3 separate regions of the Mus musculus genome follow, and all the other regions are linked to region 2. Evidence: chromatin loops called from intact Hi-C (ENCODE). Cell type or tissue: heart. All regions are shown on one strand.

Region 1 (8,000 bases), 160 kb before region 2:
TCCGCTGAACTCGCCGCGTTGGCTGACTGTATTGTAGAGAGCTTGCTTCCTCTGAGCAATCCCAGAACTTCGAAGCGGAAGCTAGAAATGTCTTGCTTTAGTTCCTGAATAAAATCCAAATGACACGTTAGGTGCTGACTTACGGAAACATCATTTCCTAATTTCATAGAGCTGTCTGAAATGGTCCTGCCTCTTTTGAAGACGCAGGGTTCTGTCCTCCTGGGATTCTACTTAGAATTTCAGGCCCTGACTCTGATACCTGGTATCATTAATTTTCCTATTGGTATTTTATATTCTAGTATGATGGTTATTCTTTATGTCAAACATGACGGAGCAGAGAGATCCCTAAAACATGCTTCTGGGTGTATCAGTGGTGCTAGTCCTGGCTGCCATGAGACGAACTGTTCCACTCTGCTTTCTCTGCCACTAGGGACCATTGCTTCTCAAACCATGAGGCAAAGGACATCTTTTCTTTTTTGAGTTGCTTCTCTTTAGTGTTTTGTGACATCAATGAGAAAAGCAGCTGGGACACATAAAGAAATCTTCTAAGTGTAACAGAAAGAGAAACAAAAGGGATTGTGCGCTCTGTCACTGTTCGGTGGGTTGTCTACTTTCTTGGAGACAGTGATTTTTAAATACTTCCTCTCTGGAGTCTGCTTCTAACTGTCAAGCCACTTCCTGGTCCTTGGGTCACGTGTTTTAATGCGATATTTTTTTTTCTCTGAAAAGGATGTGCAAAGTAAAAATAACATGAACCTTAGCCTTTCGAGAGACTGCCTCTGTTCTCAATACCTTCTGCGGGGGGCTTAGACCAACCATTGGGTCCAGAAGTCCTGGCTCTCATTTACACGAGGTTCCTAGATCCCTATATTTTTCTTATTTCATTGGAAAACCTCTTTCTTAGCTTCTCTTCTACTCCAGAGCCACACTGTCTTCCAGGACAAAGGGAAGCATTTAGCCTCATCATTGAGATTTATGGTTGCAGAAAAATACTTTGGAGTCTATTTAATTGACAATCTGTGCTGTCTTTTTGGCAGCTCCTCTCCTTGCTTATCTCAATGACTGTTTAGCTCTTGTTTCTCTAATGATCTTTGATGCTTTCGTGGCCTTGGTTTTATCTGTAAAATCACATTAACCTGAAAGAATTCTTCCGAAATTTATAAAGGGCCATGTAAAATCAAAGAATCAATTCACATTTAATGTTAAAATACCATTGCCTATGTTCACTTATTTCCTCTCACAAAACTTTAGAAGTCTTTGAACTTGATTTCCAACTTGCAATATAGAAAACTTTATATCCCTGCCCCCAAGAAGATACCACAGAGACCCAGGAAGCTTGTGCTATTGGTAGTAAGTTGGTTAGTAAATGCTTCCGATTTAGAAATCAGACTGAAATACAAATGAGAAGCTGACGTGGCACAGCAGGGATTGGGGACATGGATCAGAATGCAACAAGGACTAGGGGTTTCCTTGCCACTAAGTTAAGCCCCCTTGACAGTGTGGGCTAAGGATGTTTCAAAGCAACTTGGGAAATTTCTCTACTTTGCTGTTGTTTTTCTGTTTGTCTGTCTGCCCTTTCACTTAGTTCCATGGAAGTTTAATTTAAAACACAGGAGGCATGGCTAGGTTTGTAAATCTGGCCTTAAAGGCTGCCTCCACACGCTGTCTCCGCGATGAAGGCGAAGCTTTACCTTAACATTCTCCTCCGTCAAGCCTTCTTCGGTTTTTGCCTCTCTGATCATGGCTGCCACGTACCGCTTCACCAGGTTCCTCATCACCTCCTGAACGACAGGATTGATATTCAGTGCATGGATTCACTTTCTGTCCCGAGTCAGATCCGCATTTTGTTTGAATGGCCATTTCAGGAACAAACACAAGCACTACTTACTTGGTATTGGTGATGTCTTCTCAAGTTATCAGCAGCACGCCGCTGAAAAGGAAAGGATATTCCCGTGTGGTTATATAGATACGTTTTTTTATCCTCAAAGTTATCGCTTTTGCAGATAAGACTGTTCTTGTTGTCTTTTATCACCAAAGTGGGGGCAATGAGCCATAGTCACAGAGAGGTTTCACACACAAAGAGTCAATGAACTAAAGTGAAAAGGCACAAGTCTTTAACGTATAGAACTCTTAAAGCAGAATAAATTAACAGTGCTAGAAATGGGGTCCTGGTTAGGCTGCAGGGCTGTGAGAGAATGAACTGACCGTACTGGATACACACCCGGCATCCCTAGAAATACTGAAGGCAGAGACAGGAAATAACCAGGGGAGGAAATAGCAAATGGAATTAGTATTTTCCCATAAATATCAGCACAGAAAAATATAGAAAATCAGTCACTGTAAATAGCAATACATAATCTGCAATCTTGGGGGACGGTGAACTTGCAGCAGTTTCAGTCATACATCCACTGAAGGAACTTTCTGTTTTAATTAGATAAGATTTAATAAAATCAGCCAGAGTACTAGTTAAACTTATGATTTTCAAGGTATCGAATGTGGCTTTCAGCTACCTTTCACCTTGTGGCTTTGGAGACAGCACCCAGGGAAGCCGGAGTGTGACTGACTCCTCCCACTGCGTCACACCCGCCAAGCTCCCAACTCTGCTATCTCTTGGAAGACTGGGATGTTTTAGGTGGGTCTGCACACTATATCAGCTTCTTTGTACAGAATGGAGAGAAGATGGCTGATGGTGAACAAAGTCCATTAAAAACTGAGTTAAACAACAAATGAGATTAAAATTTTACATTTTCACCTTTCATAAGTATTCTAAAAGCATTAATAGAAACCCATCTATGGTGACCCCACATAATGCACTTTTAATAAGCAGCGGCATTGATTCTTAAGAAAGAACACTGAAAAAAGTCAACCCAAGTAAAACATTTCTGTTATAAAGGGATTAATTTGGTGTATTTTGAGAAGCTAAGGGAATAATAGTTCTTAGTTTCTAATGAGGCTTTTGAGCTTATTCCCTAGTAAATATTTAACCATAGGCTGATAAGATAGAATTTTAGAAAGAGCAGTGCATAAATATAAAATGATATTTTAAAAATATATATTAAAAGTCAAAATTCTATTCTACTGAGCCTAAGCAGTGTCTGTGTTTCAAGAAAAGCAGTGATTTACAGGAAGAAAGGAAGGCAATGCTTTGATTCCTAAAGCCACTAATTACCAAAAGACAGCGTTCACTACATGCGAACTGAGTTCTCTCTATGATTAAGGTATTTGCCAACAAGAAAACTAGAAAATTAGACCATCTGGAAGAGTGTAGCATGGAAGTTTTATGGCTGGGCCACCAGATGGGGGTGGTGTCTACCTCCTGATGAAACAAAACCCAAGATAAATTCCAAGAGAAAAAGCATTTCTAGAAAAAGACAGTGGCCTTCCAGACCCTGTGACATTGCTTAAAATAAAGAGAAGCACAAAATGAGTCATATGTATGTATGTATGTATGTATGTATGTATCTTTAACATTTACTAAAAAGTATTCAACATCAACAAATGACTTCCAAGATACTTTAAGTATATAGACCCTTTATTTAATATAGAACCAATTCAGTTGGTCTACCTTCGCTGGTTTTAGAATCTTTTTAAATTCAGTAAGATAATGTCAAAAAAAGCCTGAGGTCATAGTTGAGCTTTATTGAGCATTAAACTAAGATTAGGGTTGATAGACTCAGAGTTATGAGTGATAAACAAAGATATCATGGTGCATTTAAACATTAAAATGTACAGAGTTTTTTTTTTCAAGTTCTAGAACCGTCCCTAAAATCCATAGTCAACATTTTTAATTCAAATATGCAAGAGAATAAAGTACGTAGTTTAAAGTGAAACATAATATATTGGCTTGGGGAAAATTTTAACAAGTATAAAAAGCTTGTCAGAGAAAAGGAAAGGCATAGGAAAAGCTCACTTAGCTAACTGAGGGGTTATATTCCGTGGGTGAGGTTTAAGGTTTACTTTGTGTAAACTAATTATCATCTCCATCTCCTTGGGAATTACACAATACCCTTTAGCCTCGGGATATTATATCAGCTGTTTAATGTCAGCATAATTGCTAGAGGTGAGATAACCACTTTCTTAAAGAAAGGGTGAATCTGAACCAACACACTCACCTAGTGATGTGCATGAAGGGTGCACTCCTCAGCCCATCTATACCCTTTCCTAGTGACTCAGCACAGACCCGTGTTTTAGCCTCTAGTTTTATGAATCTGTTCCTATTGTCTGCATTTGAAGTGGGCAGTGGTATTACAATATTAAGAACATGGAGTTAAGATTAGATGTGGATAAAACTGATTATATCCCAGAGGGACATTAAAGTTGTGCAGTGAAAATAAACTCTTTGGGTAATTTAGGACATTAAATAAGAGATATGATTCATAGCATCTGTCACTGGCATTATTCATCTTTCTTCACTTATTAATTAGTGATTGACACGAATTAAAAATACCCCTGAATCCTCAAACTTCATCAATTGACCAATCTCTGGATTTCTTCTGAGGAAATATAATTTGAGTGCATTTGCTTGTCTTTGAGTGATTTTTATGTGCTTCATGCTTATCAGAGTACTTTGTTCAGCTAGATCATGAGATGCTGATACCCTTGGAGTAAAGAGATGTGGGAATGAGAAATTGGCTTTGAAGTGATACGGCTAGGGACAAGAATGATGGTCAAACTCAGAAGTCAACCATTTATTGTAGGAGTCCAGGATCTTTATGAGTAACTCTGCATACACTGGTCTATAGCAATCTCTGTGGATTCTCTTTTGTCTCTATAGAAGAGCTATTCAATTGTACAGCCCATTTAAAATACACCATTAGGTGACCACACGTCCATATAGACAATATTCTTTCAGAGGCAAGCAGAATCTTCCGAATAGTAAATTGAATAAGCACACTTAAATGGCTTGTCCTCTGTAAGGTGATGGAGTAAGACACAGATAATGGAAAATACACCATTAAACTCAGTGGTGAAGACTGAATGTCCTGTGAATATGGGGAAGAGATAATATTGTTCAGAGTCAAGAATGTAACCAGAAGTGGGGTTTCCGACTGAACTCCAGGCACCAGGATTTTGACAAGTCAAGATAGACAAGTGTTACTGAGAGCAACAGTATTGGAAAAGTTAGTCTAGGCTCTTCATGAGAAACCTCTTATGGCACAGTGCAGTCAGTGGACCTTAGTACCTGGGTCTTTAATTAACCAAGTGCTAAGGGAAGAAGTGTGACTTCTTTGATAGTGGTCTGGCATCAGGCAGTATAGAACTTTGTAGCTTCTGGCCATGGCCACAGATCATTGGGACTTTTGTTCTGGAAGCTCCATCACTCTGTGTGCAGCTTTATACAGTGCCTGTGTCTGCACATGGCTTGAACCTTATGGTCTCAGCCTATATACAACTATAGTAAACTGTAGACTTTTTTGTTTGTTTCTTTAAAAAACTCAGGTATGCTATGTGAATATATTTTTATTTTAATCTCAGGTATGGGATAAGAGACTGCTTCACAGCAGGTGATTATGATTTTCCTCCTGTACTAGCAGGGGTGTGATTTTGCCAGCTGCAGATGGTTTAATTCTGGAGACTCTCGGAAAAGGAAGATCCCCTAGACAGCCTGGGGTGGCTGCTGCTCTCCCCTGCTGCTCCTGGTTGCTGTTGTTGAGGTTTGACAATGTTCTTGAGCAAATCAACAAGAAAAAGGAGCTGGAGATATACTTAGACCAAATATTGATCTGACCTCGAGAAAAATAACATCCCTAATCAGCAGGAACTAGTCCATTTTGTTGTTGAAAGAGGTATGCCCCCTTTCCCCCTCTAACCTTCCTCTCCTCTCTAGTGTTGGAGGCTTGGAAGGGATTAGGGTTGGAAGAGAAGGAGAGGTATAAGAACCCAATAAAACAGCTTTAAAAATATTATTACCAACAAGTTCACATTGCAAGGTACTAGGGGCTTGTGATTTCTAACTTAAACATTAGAAGTAAGAAGAGGAAGATAGTTAAACTCATTATACCCTTTGTAACACACATAATAAATTGTTGCCAATTAGTGATATCTTTAAATGTCATCTATCAGATCTTCTTCAATTATACTTGGGATATTTGTCACCTTGCTATTGGGTAAAGATCTGCTGACGTTCAAGGGCCTTCTACTATTGTTAGAGTGGAGACTGTATCATTATTGTCACCGGAACAACCCACATCTTGAATCAACTGAGGTGTGTTTATAACAATAATGTAATCGGGGTATTTAATTTAAAAGCACTAAGTGAACGAGGATAATCAAATTTCTGTGAAGCTTTTGCAGTGTTGAGAGTTGCATTTTTGTAGCTTTTATTTTTAATTAGATTGGTTGTCAACTCTGTCTGACGTTAAAATGGGCCAAGATCAAAGACTTAATTTAGCGTGAGTCTAGGGAGAGTATTTTGGAAGACATACACTTGGTGGTGTCATTCTCTTCGCCAGTTATACACATGTCAATAATCTACATGCTGCTGGATTGCATATGTAATGTTCCCTGGTAGGATAGCATTCAAGATGGGGGCGGGGGCGGGGGAGGGGGTAAGGGTGGCGGCTGAAGATATGCTAATGTAGCATAAGCAGGTTCCACCTGATCTGTTGGACTAGACCATGGCATTTGAATCATAGAACTAATGGGAAGAAAATGAAGTCGTGAGAAGCCTTGACTGTGCAAGGGAAGCTGAGATTCCAACAGCTGCACAGGCTCTCTCAAACTGAGAGAGAGGTTTGTAACAGGAGAGGGGCTCCAGGGAAGGCACTGTGACATTTGCTGGCTTTTTAGCTTCTATTCTTTCCAGGTCTACCCTGTGGAATGTCAGACTTTCTGCAGAAGCCGATGATTCCCTGCAGTCAACGTTCAGGGTCATTTTCTTTCATTTCCACTCTGGTTTCTGTCTGTCACTAAGTTCCCGGCCCATGAATTATGCCTTTTAGTCTTTCCTCTGCTCAGTGAATCCTATTAAGGATGCAGCCTGCTGTGTTCTCCTTCAGAACTGTAAAACGGCAAGGGGCCAATGCAGGATGGAATCAGTTCCTCCAGAAATTGCTGTTTGACTCTGCTTGAAAAGAATTTACTTAGTGTCCTCTAGAAAACACTTTCTCACCACTGCAGCACGCAGTTGTGAATTCCTCTTCATAAGATCACGTTCTAAATGTCTAAAATAAAGACACAGGATTCCCAGATACCATCTTGTCAGACCAAGAGATCAGGGCCTCATTCCTGAAGTTCCAAGCACACCAAGCACATCCCATACCACCTCCCATTTGAGCAAGCAAATTTAAATGTATCAAAATGAAATCTGTCAAAAATGGTAATGAAGTCCTCTTGGTTTAGAAGAAGGAAACAATGGCTGTTCCAGTTTCCAAGTTGCCTTTGGAAAGTCACAATATTTCAAGGAAGCTGTAGTTTCTCTCTCACAAGTGCTAAAGTACAGAGGATGAATTACAGGTTATTCAAAAGTCACAAACTTTTATTGTTAGTGTGAGGTCTCAACTAACTACATGTAAATAACTATTTTACAAAAATTTCAACTACAAAGTGTCATAATTTTAGACTCCTTTTGAAATATAAGTATATTCAGCTGACATATATATATATATACACACATATATCACATCCATATTCATATATATATATATATATATATATATATATATATATATATATATATATCCTATTCCAAACATCAGGGTCAATGTTTTTATATCATGTGCCCTTGATCGTGTACGTTGAGAATGACATGTGTCATGTGTTCCTATGTTGCTCTTATCTTAATTCTGTCAGATGAGAAAATAATGTTAGTGTGAGTTCTCAACTAACTACATGTAAATAACTATTTTACAAAAAACAAAGAACAACAACAACAAAAAAACCCAAACCAAAACAAAACAAAAAAAAGCAGGTTGAATAAACTGTTCCCAGCAAATCTTCCAGCAGGAACTCCGGGGAACCAGGCTTTTCATGGATGGCTGCTGTCCTTTCTGTAAGACCCA
Region 2 (8,000 bases):
AGGTTTTAGTGCCATGTACTTCAGGCAAATACCAGTAGACAGGATCACAGAGCACTGAAAAACAGCCCATTGGCCTTATATATCCATTATAGCATGAAATGACACAATAGGTTATGAACCATGATGCGTTTCTGTCCTCTGGGTGTGGATGCTTAACCAGACAGGTTTTTAGCTCTTTGGTTAGATGCGGTTCTTGGAGTTTGAAGCACATACACTAAACAAGAATGACCTTCAAAGGTCCACTAAACAGAAAGGATAGGCGGACAGTTTTCATGGTTCCAAGCCTCTATAAAATATGAACTGATTCAGGTTCTACTCTGTGAAAAGCTATCTATCCCGAGACTGTTTGGTTCTTTGAAACAGCCACTTTACACATCCCGTCGGCTCTTTTCATCTTGGCTGTCTAGAAATAAATGCAACACAAATATGAATAATATAAGATTATTTAAAACATGGAAGCCTTATAAATCTAGTCCCTCTCATATCTCTGAGAATGACTGAAAAGAAGAAAACTGAGATGTGCTTCATTTCTTAAGATCAGAGATTCTTACAAAAGCTATCAATGCGTGGCAGCTTCAGCTAAGAGATGTTTGTTTCCTGTCCAGCTTTGATACCTGATGCTTCTGATGAATGCTCCTTCCAGATCACACTGATAAACTTTTCTAAGTTCACACTTGCAAATCTTTTCCTCGTGATATATCCCCTCAGAGGACCATGGGCAACTCTGATGTCTCTCTTTCACCAACCTGTAGGTTTTTGGCCCCTTTGCCTTTCTTGGCTTAAGTCTATCCTTCCTCCTCCTCCCACCAGTCAGTGTAAAGATTCAGATCAAAGTTCAGGCAAGGCAAAGCTGCTCCTTGCAGTCTTTCTCTGAAACCGTGCACATGCACTCTCCCTCCCTCTCCTTGCTACCCTTTTTAATCCAAGTTATTCATATATCCTTTGATGCCCATTTACCTTGCCCGGGCTGACTGATTGATCCTGGTTAACCACAGCATTGATTTGCAGAGATTGTAAAGACCTTCATTCACTTTACCCACGTTAAATTCAATTTTGATCCTAATTCTGAGTTTCGGACAGGATTACCCCTATATCTTACTACTTTGTTTCTCTTAAGAGCTGGATGTTTCCTGGTTTACTGTCCAGATGAACAGAAGTAGGCGTTACAAATATAACTTTAAATAGCAAATCGTAACACCGTTAACATAACCGCCAACTCCTACTCTCGGTGTCTGAGTCTTTAAAAAAAAATCCTCTGCTAAATCTTTTATTCTTCCTAAAGAATTTTTAAGTACTTTGCATTGTGATGACTACGAGAGAAAAGCCAGCGAGCCTATGAACCTCGGTGGTTTATTTTATCACAGTTTTACAAATCTGTTCGAAGATTTCATTTTAAAGGCACAGTGACAGCGTTTTCTCTCTCTTCCCACTCGTTTGGCTTAGTAGCTTACTCCCTCCGTAAGTAACTTGATAACCTTTTATAGCAGCCAGCGGTATTTAATGATAATGCTCCCCTGGGAAAAACCGCAGTGGGCAGGGATACACCACAGTGGCTGGAGAACACTGGACACATGGTCTTTGGTCCCTCTGCCCAGCTCACCTCCACCCTCATGTCTCTATCTTTCTCTGTCTCTCTCTGGAGTCACAAAAGGCAGTTCGCAGCTGGAAACAACAAGTTGCGCCATGGATTCAAGCTATCTACTCAAGTAGCAAGCAGAGTCACTGGTTCAGCTGGAATCTCAGTTGCCAAGCGAACTAGGAACCCCCAAACCTGGTCCAACCACAAGCTTAAAAGTGCTTTTGCTGCTTGACAGAGGAAAATGACGCAGAGGGGAATGAACCCACTGAACAGCGGTCGCTGTCCTCCCTTCGTGCCCTCAGCTCGTTGGAGAGTCATAGAGCTCACCTTACGTGCCCAAGGACCATGTCATTTCCATCCTCTCCAAACGTCCAAACGCGCACGGGAGGTTGTACACAAGCACCGAGCTCCCCAGCACCGCGGGGATAAGGGCTGATCCTTTGTTTACCATGTAAATCACACCGGGGGTTCGCTCTTCGTCCTCACCCCTGCCTCACAACGCGATACAGAGAGAGCCTGGAAGCACCCCCAAACTCCCCCTTATCCCAGGTCATCCAAAGAAAGCTTCGCGAAAATCTTTCCCCGAACCTTAAAAAAGCAACCTTTTTAAAAAGAAGAAGAACCTTAAAAAGCTGCTGCACCCTGGTGACTCGCGTAAGCCCCCAGGGATACCCGCCTCCTAGCAGGGAGCCTGCTTCCCAGTCGGCTTAGGAAACTTAATCAGTATCCCAGATGTGAGGCCCGCGTCTGGAGCGCGGAGCCTGCACCCTCTCTTACCCGCAAAGTTGCAATCTGGTGGTTGAAGTGACCGAGGTGGGCTCGGCGAGCGCGCAGCACCAGTGCTGTGCCTGGTGCTAGCGCAGCTGGTCAGTTCCGATGGGGTTTCCGTAGTCGCTACCGAGTTTTTTGGAGCATTCCAAGGGGGAAAAAAACCCGCACGAAACCAGAGCCCACGCAGCTGGCACAGAACTGGGCGGAGTGAGGATGCTGGAGAGCCAGAGCAGGGGCGCGGGGGAGGGGCAGCCCAGGAGGGGGCGGGGTGCCCAGGACGACAGCCTCGCCCACCAGGCACTGATGCTCTCCCCACCTATACCCCCGGAAAAGTTGCGTTCCCAAGGTGGCCAAAGAGCAGCCTGGAGGACCGCCCCCACCCATCCTGGGTCTGCCCGAATGGATGCGCATCCCACGCACCTCCCTAGGAGCGGGTATAAAGGACCCACAAACACCTCAACGCGCCACCCGGGAGCATCTCTCCAGGTCAGTCAGCAAGCAGGGTGGCTCGCCATATGTCTGCTTGTCACTCAGCTAAGTGGTGGTCAGGACAGACCCGGAGGTCTTGGGTGTTTGGCATACACAGATCAGGGCTTGGTGTAGCCCAGGAGAAATGCAAAACTTCACTTGTCAACCGAACCCAACCCTGGAAAGCCCTGCTCCAACCATACTAAGCAGCTGGTCAAAGGATTGGAACAAATTGTCTCTCCCCCTACCCAGCCCTGGCAACTCTTGTAGCCGCCCTGGACTCCTGGCACCCCCTTCCCTGTCCTCAAGGTGTCACACTTGCCTTGCTAGTGCAGGGATGTGCTTGCCACTACCATCAACAATCCAGACAGTGGCAATAAATAAATGATAAGCCCCCAGCATCCCATCCACTCCTACCTGGCTCCCTCTAAACAACTGGCAATCAAGATTCCCACGTATTTAATCCCAAATTATGGGCCAGCGTAGGAGCTGGAGGTCCTGGTGGCTGCAGGTGGGCATGTTGGTGAACGACGGTGTCTGCCACCGGACTCAGCATCTCTAACTCTAATCTTGAGCTTCCAGATACAGCTTATCTCTTGGTGTAGTATTCATACACAAAAATAAGATCCAAGTACAGAGGTGGAAAAGTTCATGTAACTTGCCACACCTTTATTGTTCGTGATCTCAAGACCAAGGGACAAACTTAGCAGTGCGTTTGCCAAAAGGCTTCAGCCCCCTCCTACCTTCACTTCTCGGGTTTCTTTTTCAGAGCACAGGCGGTTGTGAGCTCCCCCCATCGCCTGTAAGCATCCCAGCAGCAAGATTTAATAGACTCAGGCTCACTCTGCGTTTCTGAACGTCAGATGAGTGAGGTGGGTTTTTTTTTTTTTCCGTTTCGTTTTTTTGTTTTTGTTTTTTAAGGGTAATTGCAGAGTAAGGAGGCTTTGTTGACTTTGGAGTGTACTCTTTGGAGTGAAGGTTTTGTTTTGTTGTTCTTTTCAAAATGCTGTTTGTAGTTGTCAAGTTTTCTTTCTCCTGAGCTAACTGCTCCTCTCATAGGTCAGCATGACCCCTAGAGTGATTTTGAGAGAGCACAGCCCACAGTCCGTCCCACAAAATACCGAGGCCTTTACAGTACACCAAACAAACCTGTACCAGAAAACTGGATGAGCAACAGAAGAACTCCATCCCTACCCCGAATCCCTCTACAGATCTCCATAAATGTGTGTCAACATCTTTCAAAGGTAGTTTTCTTGTCTTAGCATTAAACACTGGATTTTATAAAATATGCAAAACACATCACTCGGTAGACATGGAGATGAACTTTACAATAAATCTAAACCTACTTTCTACTGAAGAAGAAAAGAAGAAAAACACACATCGACATCTGTTTGGCGTGGTACAACTGAAACTACTTCTTTAAAAAAAAATTTCACAAAACCTGTTTTTCTTAATGATCAGTAAATGTATAAAAACCAAACCTGGAGCAGACATTGGTTGAAGAAGTGTTTCTGCTAAAATACAGGCTGTCATGAGTGTAGGTCCTTAAGACAGGTTTAAGGATGCTTGAAAAGGAACTCAACACTTGAGATCATCCACACAGCTCTCTTAGGGCTCTTACTTCTTCATAGCAGATACCATTTTTTATCATGATATCAGAGACAGATATTTTTTCTAGTCTTCCCTAATTTGTTATTCTTCCCATAAGAAAGGTGGATGTGAGTCCACAATAAAAACAAAATAGAAAAAAAAAAAAAAAAAAAAAGGAAAGCAAAAGCAAAACCTTGAGGACCACAAAACGCACACCAGCATCATCGGCGTTTGCTCCTAGCAGCCTGTGTTCCCTTGGAAGGAAGAGCAATGGACCACAAACCCTCCTCAGCAGCAGCGTGTGCAAGTCTGGATTGCCGTAGCTGTGCTTGTGATACATGAAATGATTGGTAATTATACAAAAAAAAAAAAAAAAAAAAAGGTAAGGCATTTAAACAGTCTGGTGAGAAGAAACCTGTAAGTCCTTAAGCTGCAGGTCAGTGGGGCCAAAGGAATCTACACTCAAGCAGATTTGTTTATTTGGAGTTTAGGTTTGTGTCTGATTCAAGGAAAGAAGAAGTTACTGTTGCCTTGAAATTAGCAACAGGAAGTAAACCAAGGAATGGCAGCGGTAAGGCAGTTACATCTAGTGCCTATTCACACTTCAAACAGATCATGAAGTTGGGATCACTGTTGTTTGAGGAAAGGAATTTTTAACCTCTAAAGTTTCTGTTTTCTCTTCAGGAGCTACAATGTGTATAGTTCTTTCTTTGAAAACTGAAGAAGAAAGAGACAACGTTACAGGCACAGAGATATGGAAAACTCACTTCTGCCAAGGACCATTGTCATGGTTTTCTGTGATAGTGAGGCATTCATGAAGAATGCCATTACTGTCTCTCTCTCTCTCTCTCTCTCTCTCTCTCTCTCACACTATATATATATATATATATATATATATATATATATATATACACATACACACACATATGCACCATTACCTACCATGCATGTATAGTAGACTTCTCTCCATATATATATATATATATATATATATATATATATATATATTCTCCATATTATATATATATAATTTTCCAAAAATGATTTTTCTAAATCATCACACAATTCTATGAAGATTTTTAAGTCATAGAATTGCTATTTGTTTTGAAACTTTTATTCCTTATGAGAAAACACTGTCATGATATTTGATATTTGACAATTCGTTTATTTAAATTTATTGCGTTTAAATTGACATTTGCCTATGTGTACATATGTATACCATGTGAGTCTCCAGAACTTCCTGAGAAGGTGACAGCAGAGCATGGAATCTCCTGGAACTGGAGTTGCAGACAGTTGTGAGCCACCGCATGGGTGCTGGGAACCAAACCTGTGTGTGTGTGTGTGTGTGTGTGTGTGTGTGTGTGTGTGTGTGTGTATCTAAATTTATTTGTCAGGTACATTTTTACTAAGGAGGCCATGAGTCAACATGCAGGAACATCTTAAAGAAAGCTTGTTTGGGGAACTTAAGGAACAGTCACCACAGAACCTGTACTTACTCCTAGGTTCACTGTTGCTTTTCATTTACTTTCATAAATTTCTTATTCGGGGTGAGCGGATGCATTTCTATTTGATACATTGATTATCAAAAAGGAGAATTATATTTTAATATTTCATCCTTTGTTTATGTTTGTGAATTTGGACTCATTTTAAACAATGAAGTTTTGTGCTATTCCTCTGCTCCACAGTGAGAGCTCTTAATACATTAACATATGAATGCTTTCCTATACATATTTATTTGAATGCGGCTCTGCAGACCCTCTATGGAAACAATTGTTTACCAGCCCAGCCCAGCCTTATGATTCATCCCCTGTGGTACATTAAAGAATTCTATCTCAGTGCTGGAGAGCAGATGGCTCAGCAGTTAAGAGCACTGACTGCTCTTCCAGAGGTTCTGAGTTCAATTCCCAGAAACCACCTGGTGACTCACAACCATCTGTATTGGGATCCAATGACCTCTTCTGGTATGTCTGAAGACAGCGACAGTGTACTCACATACATAAAATAAATAAATACAGTTATAAAGCAAGGATTCTACTTCAAGTGCAAGTTCGTGCAAGTTCCTCATCACCACTGGTCTCCACTCCACCCTGGAGGTACATGATGACCTACAGTTCACCTTTATCATCTGTTCTTCCCACAAACTCCTGCTTATCTATGGTCTAGAGATTACAACATCTGCCGAGACCCAGGCTGGTAGTGTGTAATAGACTACAGAAGGATCAGAGGGAGAGATTTCTGAGGATGTTGGGTGTATACTAATAGAGATGGATGCACTGTTTTTAATAAGGAATCTGGACTTTCCCCCTAAGGGCAGGATTACTCTCCTCCACAGACAGTGTGGAGATGCACTGGTCTGGACTAGCTTTGTTGTAATGGCAAAATCCCCAGATGTTAATTAATTAAATAAATGCTAATATTAAAGAAACCTTTCTCTAATGTCGATTTGTAGAACTTGAAGAGAAACTGTTAAATATGCTATTAAAATAGATGATAATCTAGGTTGGGACATTTGACTTGAATTAATTATGAGAGTATAAGTGAATCTTTTAAAGAAAAAATATTATTGTTTAAAGAAAATTATTTCCCTTACCTACTGTCTATCTCAGTTTAATTGATTCTGTACTCAAGTCTTTATTGGAGAGGTATTAGGCATTAAAAAAATATGGCTTTTTGTGTGCTAGCTAACTGTATAACAACCAAGTTTATATCCCTATCAACTAGTTTAAATGATTTAAATAAATGCATACGTTAATTGTTCTCAGGGGTGAAAAGTTAATTTTAGTTCATGGTTTAAGAGTGCCCTTCGCGCTAAAACCATCCAGTGGAAGAAAGACAGCATTTTCAACAATTGGTGCTGGCACAACTGGTTGTTATCATGTAGAAGAATGCGCATCGATCCATACTTATCTCCTTGTACTAAGGTCAAATCTAAATGGATCAAGGAACTTCACATAAAACCAGAGACACTGAAACTTATAGAGGAGAAAGTGGGGAAAAGCCTTGAAGATATGGGCACAGGGGAAAAATTCCTGAACAGAACAGCAATGGCTTGTGCTGTAAGATCGAGAATTGACAAATGGGACCTAATGAAACTCCAAAGTTTCTGCAAGGCAAAAGACACCGTCAATAAGACAAAAAGACCACCAAAAGATTGGGAAAGGATCTTTACCTATCCTAAATCAGATAGGGGACTAATATCCAACATATATAAAGAACTCAAGAAGGTGGACTTCAGAAAATCAAATAACCCCATTAAAAATGGGGCTCAGAACTGAACAAAGAATTCTCACCTGAGGAATACCGAATGGCAGAGAAGCACCTGAAAAAATGTTCAACATCCTTAATCATCAGGGAAATGCAAATCAAAACAACCCTGAGATTCCACCTCATACCAGTCAGAATGGCTAAGATCAAAAATTCAGGTGACAGCAGATGCTGGCGTGGATGTGGAGAAAGAGGAACACTCCTCCATTGTTGGTGGGATTGCAGGCTTGTACAACCACTCTGGAAATCAGTCTAGCGGTTCCTCAGAAAATTGGACATAGTACTACCGGAGGATCCAGCAATACCTCTCCTGGGCATATATCCAGAA
Region 3 (8,000 bases), 410 kb after region 2:
CTCTTCGGAAGAGCAGTCAGTGCTCTTACCAGCCGAGCCATCGCACCAGCCCCACATTTATTTATTGTGTGTGTTGGAGCAGTGAGAGTCAGGATGCTTTCTTGGAGTTGCATCTCTCCTTCAACTATGTGGGTTCTGTGGATGAAACCCAGCTCACCAGACTTGCTGGCAAGTGCCTTTGAGACACCTCACCAATCCCAAAACTCATTTCTAGGTTTGTTTCCATGTGTTTGTGTGTGTATGTGTGGTTTCTGCGCTTGTTTACTGATTCATGTTCAAGAACCACTAAGTAAAGAAAGATACCAAAACACAAATAGTGATTCTGTTTTGTTAACTGAACCTAACTCAATGGCAAAGTCAGATTGAAGTCACAGCATGAATGAATTATCATACGCCTATCACAGGGTTACAGAGGAAATCAGAAAGGTACTCATGTTTAGTGTCATATTACACAAAATAAATGAAATATATTTAAAAACAAAACAAAACAAAAAACCTTGTCCATGGCGCTCAGAAGAGACATTAAATCCTTGTGTGAACACGTGAGCAGCCTTGCACTAAATTACTCTTATCTCTTGCAAACCGTACCTAGCCTAGTGATGTTTTTCATTAATAACTTGACCCAGGTTTTTATTGTTTCACTGTATTACATATCCAAATATACTTCTTTCAAGTTTGTGGGCCTCTCTATATCACACAACACTTTCTTACCTCCTTGATAAAGTGGTTTTTTTTTTTTTTTAACATATTCACTCTCTCAGGCTTGTTGAGAATTTGGCTGCAGTGTTCTTCCTTCATCAGAGAATAGAATGTACGACATGATAAAAGTGATCTTATTACATGATAACTGTGAGCATCTGTTTTCCTTCTGCTTGTGGCAGAGAAACTCTCAAACATCAAGATTCAAAACATTTTGTTCCAAAGAGCCATGAAGCTGTACACACGGGGAACAGAATCAGATGTAACGTACAGTGTATATCATGTAACATACAGTGTATATCAGAAGCCTGTGCTCAGTGGGCTTGCAAAAACTTCCTGGCTCAAGGGTGTTTCCTTAAATAGAATGTGCGAATTCTAGTTATTTTGGGAAGACTTTAGAGAGAAGGGTGTGGAGAAGGGTCAGTCTGCCAGGCGACATTGCTCACAGCCCCATCCCAAATTTCAGTGAAGCCACCAGAAGACAAAGCATGGCAAGCAAGCTTCAAGAAGCCCACCCCGAAATCTACAGAGGGATGATTGATTTCACGGCAAAGATCTGAACCAATTGCCTCTGAATTCTAATTCCGCCATGCGGACGCTCTAAGAGTTCTGTTACGGTAAACTGACGGTCTGTGAAAAGCCACCCACATTGCTCTAAGCTAATGTATACAAACTGAATTTGCAATAGAGTCTTCCAGTTTGACTGGAATCAAAGGTATTAAAATGTGAAATTTCAAAGACATATGCTGGAATCCCAACTTGAGCTCTCTTGTATTTGACCTTAGATGCTAAGCATTGTGCTATTGGATCAGTATTTGGGAATATGGGGATGTTAGTGAACATTGGACCGCTATAACAAAATACCTCAGGTGATTAAGGAATAAGGAAAAGGGGTTATTTGGACTCAGGTTCCTGGTCAGTTGGTCCCATTCCCGGAGCCTATGATGAGGTGACACATGACACAGCTGGTAAGAGCATTTGACACAGCCAAGGTTCTCTTTGGGTAAGTTCTGTAAAAGCTCCCAACTACTTGACCTTCAAGACCTCTGACCTCTCAGAGGGTTCTCACCTTTGGTCAGTAAAGTGCCTTCCCTTCTCTCAAGGATCAGTTGTCCCTCCAGAGTCCAGGTGAAAAGTAGGCATAGGAGTGCATGCTTGTGATCCTAGTTCAGGGGATATAGAAATGGGATTCCCTTGGGTTCAGTGGCCAGCCTAACCTACTTAGTGAGTTCAAGGCCTGTGAGGAACTGTCTAAGGTAGGTGGACGATGTCCCTGGGGATGGCCCGTGAGGCTGTGATTTGGCCTCCACATGCACGCAGCACAAATGCACACACTGAAGAGAGAGGTGGTGGCTCTGGGGACCTAGTAACACCATGATACCCAGTCACCATCCAGTTTTTTCTGCTGCCAAATTTTTACTGAATAACAGGCACAGTCAGAACTTCTGAACGGTGAGCTTCTGCTTAAAGGGGACATTATTTTACAATAACAAAAACCAGCTTTGTGACTGTTGTGTTTTATAATAATAAAGGGAGAGAGAATGTGTCTAGTGGATGTGAGGTAAGCTGTGGGGGAAGGGGGTGCCTCCGAGGGCCCATGCTGAGGCATCCCTCCCCACTGGGTGACCAGCCACAGGACAGTATAGTATAGGATAAAGTTTATTCAGGGCATGGGGAGGGGAGTTGATAGGGTAGTAGAGACAGAGAAACGGGGGGGGGGGGAGAGGGAGAGAGAGGGAGAGAGAGAGAATAGACTGTAGAGGCAGGCCATGAGTGCCGCAGACCCTCTGGGCCCCTTTGTCTGCGTGGAACAGGTCTCTAGTTGCTGGTGGACAAAGCGTAGGATGAGTGACAAACAGACGTACATAGGAGAGGTCGTGTGGAATCTGAATGTATTTTTCAAATCAAGCATCAGACTTTTTATGCAGAAGACAATAAAGAAGTTGGGTGACATACCCACAAGGTACAAATGAGGTAACCGGATGCTTAATGACTCTTACACAGAATAGAGAAATGAAAACACAAAGACTGGCAGGAACTGGGCAATAAAATAACTGAGACAGAGTCAGCCCTATCTAAGGTCAGCTATAGTCTTAGAAGCCAGGTGTGAGAACTTTTCACTCCTAGGGCAAGGGCTTTCACACCCAAGTCATGGTGCTAACTAGGGAGTTCCGTTCTAGCTAACCATCTCATGAATAATGCAATACTCTAAAACCACAGCCCGATCTACTTCCTAAACCATTGTAAATTCCTGTATATGGGTGTAACGCAGCTATAGTTCTAAGTATCTATTCTGGTTTCTCCTACGGTCAGAAACTTCTTTCTTCCTTGGTGATGGTAGATTCCTGTGAAGGGCAGTGATCTAACTTTTACTCAGAGATAGTGTAATACCAGGGGCAGAACTGAATTCCAAGCCCAAGGTCTTGCTCAAGGACGATCTAGGACTGTTGGAACACTGAGGCTTTAGCTATGTCAGAATTCAATCTTAAAAGGCACTTATAATAGAATGATATTGAAAGAGAGCACGTGGGTCCATACACTAGACTAATGTGGGCATGGAGAATTAAGGGAACGCCAGACTCCAGGAGGAGAGCTTCCTTGAAACTCTTTTCCTCATGAGTGACTTTTAAACCTCTCGGCATGGCACATGAGCATCTGGAGATAGAGTTTGGAGGGGGAATGGGGAGAGAGGGGGAAGGGTTGAGAGGACAGAGGGATAGCAAGAGGCAAGAGAGCAAGAAAGCCGAGGGGGCAAGCAGTCCCTTTTGTAGTGAGTTAGGCACACCTGGCTAACCGTTGCCAGGTAACTGTGGGGCAGAGCCTAGACAAAATGCTAACAATGAGGAAAAATGGAAACGAGATGTCATAGCAGGTGACATAATGTCCGTCGCTTGCCCGTCCTCACACAGAACAGCATGGAAGAAGAGACAAGCTACTAGGATGTCAACTGGAGCTTCTCCTGGGTCTCACATGGCGCTTTCCAAAATCTGCAGACGTGTCATTCTTGTTCCCTGTGATGAGTGCCACGTCCCCCGTGTACCTTCTTGATTGCTGTGTTTTTTTATGTGGGGGAGGGAACGCTTTCTTGACAATTCCCCTAGAAAAGTAATATATCTTCTCAAGAGGTCTGAGTTTTCTAAACAAGCTGTTTTAATTTTGCCAGGAGCAGTGAAGGGTAGGAGATTTAAGTGTCTCCAGTGTAGTGGTATTGTGGCTGTTCTCAAAATAAACTTCACGGTGTCAATGCTGATGTCATCTTTACTTATCTTTCATCTCAAAAACAACTCAACACTTAGGAAAGGAGTTGAGAAAAAAATTAAGAAGCACATAGGTGGAGCGAATATAATGATATAAAACTGTTCAAATTCTAAAGAAAACAGTGGTCCTTGGGAAAGGCTGAGTTTCCCAATCTCTGGAACTGTGTGTCTCTGTATGGCTAAGATGTGGCAGTAGGTGGGGTTGCTACTGGGACCTAGTCAGTAGTGGTCAGGGATGCTGTTAAACAACCCACAGTGTACAGGATAACAGAAGCACCTCATCTTATCTGTCATCTGCGCCAAGCTTGCTGTGCACTTAGCCAGTTAATTATTCCTGAGCACTTACTCAAAGCTCAAAGATGTCCTACCCATGTCAAGCTCAGAAAATGTCATAGCTCTATTATCAACTCTTAAAGGTCCTTCACCCTACATACTTTCAGTTTAAACGCCTAAAATTTTTAAAATTAAATTAAATAAAAATTTAAAAGGGTAGAGGTGTCTGAAGCAATTTCTCAGTGATTAAGAACACTGGCAGCTCTTCCAGAGGACCAGAGTTCTATTTCCAGCACATGGCTGCTGACAACAGTCTTTAACTCCAGTTCCAGGGGATCAGAGACCTTCCCACAGGTGCACATGTGAATGAAATAATCAAAGAGCATTAAAAGTACTTAAAAGTAAATGAAAGAAACTGACACTTTGCCACTCAGGTCCCATCACCCTCGGGTTCCTGTGTCAGCCTCTCTCCCATCATAAGGAAACAGCGGGCACATCCTTAACACTGACTGGAATGACAGGAAGCTGTCCTCCAGGTCAGAGACATATGGAGGAACAATGACTCCTCTGTCTTAAGGAGAGACAATGTGCATGACTGACAGGACCCTGAGTTCTAAGGAAGACCTGACCCATCCCACTCTTCAAGCTTAATCCCACCCATTCCCCCTCTGCTTAGACTCTAGCCCCTTTTCTGCCGTGATCAGTTACGGTCCCTAGTGCCCATAATGCTAACTCCCCTGTTAAACTCAAGTTTGGAGATGCTGGTCAGGTTTCTTACACCTGTGTCTCTTTGACTTGAAGACAATCCCACAATGATAACCTTGCAATTAGCAAAACTAGCTGATGACTGCTACCCATCAGAGTCCTGCTTAGTGGATCTTATTCACACACCCCTCTGCCTTTTGGAACACTGTACCCTTTCCCATGTTGAGAGCTGGATTTCTTGATGGGCTCCTTTCCCAACAATCCCAAATCGCTCCGTGGGAGAGGAGTGGATTTCCATCTCTATATTAACCCATAATATCTTACATTGTCTTGTACATAGGTCACTGCAAAGAAAATCAAACATTATTTTTGTATTTAAAAAAAAAAGCTATGCAAGTTAGTTTTTGACAACTTGACACAAACTAGAGTCACGTGAGAAGAGGGACCCTTAATTAAGGAATCACCTCCATTGGCCTATGAGTATGTCTGTGGGGCATTTTCTTGATTAATGATTGATGTGGGGAGGCCACCTACTGGGAGCAGTGCTACTCCTGGGCAGGTATTCCTAGCAGGACGAGCAAGCAGAGGAGAGCAAACCAGTAAGCAACTTGGTCCATGGCCTCTGCTTCCGTTCCTGCCTTGACTTCCCTCGGTGATGGACTGTAAACTCTATCCCTTTCCTTCTCACACGCTGCTTTTGATCAGAATGTTTTATTACAGCAACAGAAACCAAAATGGAAAAGCATCTAAAGAATTAGTCATTGCCATCATTTCTGTGGACACAGCAACACAGACCCCAAGGAAGCCTCCGGCTCCTCCACTGGATTACGGACAACAAAGCTACTCTGTAATCAGAAGACCTGAAGCTGATGCCCACACCACCATTTAGCCAGGCACAACTGAAATATGGAACAAGAAACATTTCAGGAACAAGCTGGGTGGTGGAGTAGCATCCACATGGGCTGACATGGCACTGCTTAGATGTCGTGACAGGAGAGGAATATACACGTTAAAGCCAGCCATCCAAACAGAAATGAGAATGTGTGAACAGGTCTATTATCCAAAAAGTTATCTGTGACAAAATGATGTTTATAGCAGTGCTTAAAAATGGACTGTCCTGTAGGGATTGCATTTGAATACTGTGAAGTTACTCTTTATAAAAGGTGATGAAAGTGCTCTTATTTTGAGAGGATTTTATACTATTCTTCAGATCAGCAATGAAAATAAATACAAGTTTTTAAAACAGGTCCACACTTACGTTTTGCTATAGAAACAGAGAATTGAATTGTGTTAAGATTCTACAAAATTTATGGTAATCTGAAATACCATATATGTCCACTAATTTAATAAGAATGCATAATTTAAAAATACTGCTTTCTTGCCATTAGACTTTCCAGTAAATAATGAAAAGTGTTTGAAACAGGACTAGAGATATTTAAATGTGTGTTAGCATCATCCCAAGGACCAGTCTTCAAGGGTGGAGTGAAGAATTTTTGTGCTTGAATGATGGGTCCCAGGAGAGATCTTTTTTTACATTAACATAGCTAATATTTTATACATGTATCAATTTTTATACATGTAACTTTGTTACAACACTTAATTCACACTATATATTTAGTATCTTGTGAATTCATCTAGTACAAGATAAGCTATATTTTTTAATTAATTGAAGGGACAATTTCCAAGTAGGATCCCAAGAGGCTGAATTCTCTCTGCAAGTGAAATGGCCACTCTGTCACTCAGTCACTCACCACTGTATTCCAGTGCCAAGAATCACCATGGCTGGCTTGAACTGAATACTCAATCTTTGTTTTTTGGCGCGCACACACACACACACACACACCCCTACATACACACATATACACCCATATATACATACACACATACACAAACACACTCATACATAAACATACATTTATATACATACACATATATATGCACATATCCACAAACATTCTCACACATAAATACATACATACACATAAACATATACCCACACGTAACAATAGTTAAAGAAGAAGCCATACATTCAAAGAGAACAGTGAGGGTGCGTGCACATGAGGGTTTGAAGGGAGCAAAGAGAAGGGGAAAATGAAGCAATTATACTCTTAAAATAGTCTCCTGTGTGCCAATAATACTCACTCTGAAAAATCTAAGTGAACCCAGATTGCTCATAAACTAGTAGATATCATACATGATGATACATTTATGAAGAAATGTGCAGAATCTAAATAAACTATAGAAAAATCTATTGGCTGTCGCATGCACAAATAAGCAGATGAGACAACACAATCCCAATCCAACGTTAAACTAGAACACAAAAGCATCCTGTCTTTTCTAATGCCACTTAGTTAGAATAAAAACACGGAAAAAGCTTTTTTTTTTTTTAAGTACAAAGAAATGATGCTAATGGAATTGAAAAACTAGGCTAACACAGTCCGAATAAGCCTGGGGGACTATACTCTACTAATTATTAAAATCCATTAAAGCGTTTCAATGATTAGATAAAGTAACCCAGACAGGATGCGATCTAAAACTTGTAACAAAGAGACAGCCCCACGAGCAGGGCTGTTGGTAGAATTCCCACATGTCTATAGTCTGTGGAATAAGTCTGGTGGTGGTCAGATTGGGGCCAACAAAGCCGCTCCATTGTGCCATCCAAAGCTGGGGTTTTAAGACAAGTATGGGTGTTTCCACTGTGGAACCTGGGAAACAAGGTGACCTGGGAAACATGAGGAAGGGGGGCAGGGTTGGGGAGAGGGGGTGGGGACTTGGAGGGACAGGGCTTGGAGGGGGGGTCCACAGGAGATCACAGACAGGTGCTCTCCTGAAAATGTCACCGTGAAATTCAGTATTCTTAGAAGAGATATGCATCTATCCACCCAATGCTCTCAGTATTAACGTCCTTGCTCAGGGTAGCCCCAGGCTGAATTTGGGTTCAGTGTGATTGTGATTGCTGGAACAGCCTCTGTGGCTGTTCCATATTGTAACTCAGAAGAAAATGAAAGAAAGACAAACGTGTGACCCCCCCCACCCGCCCCTTGACATGCAGCGTCCCTTTATTCG

What was found. A loop is a pair of places that touch in the nucleus more often than their neighbours do. Peaks named below come from ENCODE experiments on the same cell type or tissue, not always from the same donor. Only the 100,000 strongest peaks of a DNase experiment are listed, where the experiment ranks them.
Region 1: a loop joins it to region 2, with 2.7 times the contacts of the local background. A loop is called at or near these places in 10 of 42 quality-filtered maps.
Region 3: a loop joins it to region 2, with 4 times the contacts of the local background. A loop is called at or near these places in 13 of 42 quality-filtered maps.

Annotation. Positions count from the first base shown.
Region 1 is chr3:54,309,547-54,317,546 of GRCm38, reverse strand. Trpc4 (transient receptor potential cation channel, subfamily C, member 4) reads right to left here. Exons shown (of 11, transcript NM_016984.3): 9 at 1,889-1,930; 10 at 1,692-1,781; 11 at 1-104. Among named protein-coding and RNA genes, the nearest start is that of Gm31095, 48 kb to the left of the region's middle. In heart, a CTCF peak has its summit at 3,287 (motif pointing right); no DNase peak of the experiment used is centred here.
Region 2 is chr3:54,150,616-54,158,615 of GRCm38, reverse strand. Trpc4 (transient receptor potential cation channel, subfamily C, member 4) reads right to left here and starts at 2,559. Exons shown (of 11, transcript NM_016984.3): 1 at 2,357-2,559. In heart, a CTCF peak has its summit at 3,117; no DNase peak of the experiment used is centred here; H3K4me3 peaks cover 2,557 bases; H3K27ac peaks cover 240 bases; H3K27me3 peaks cover 2,611 bases.
Region 3 is chr3:53,737,960-53,745,959 of GRCm38, reverse strand. No RefSeq gene overlaps it. Among named protein-coding and RNA genes, the nearest start is that of Gm30735, 39 kb to the right of the region's middle. In heart, no CTCF peak of the experiment used is centred here; no DNase peak of the experiment used is centred here.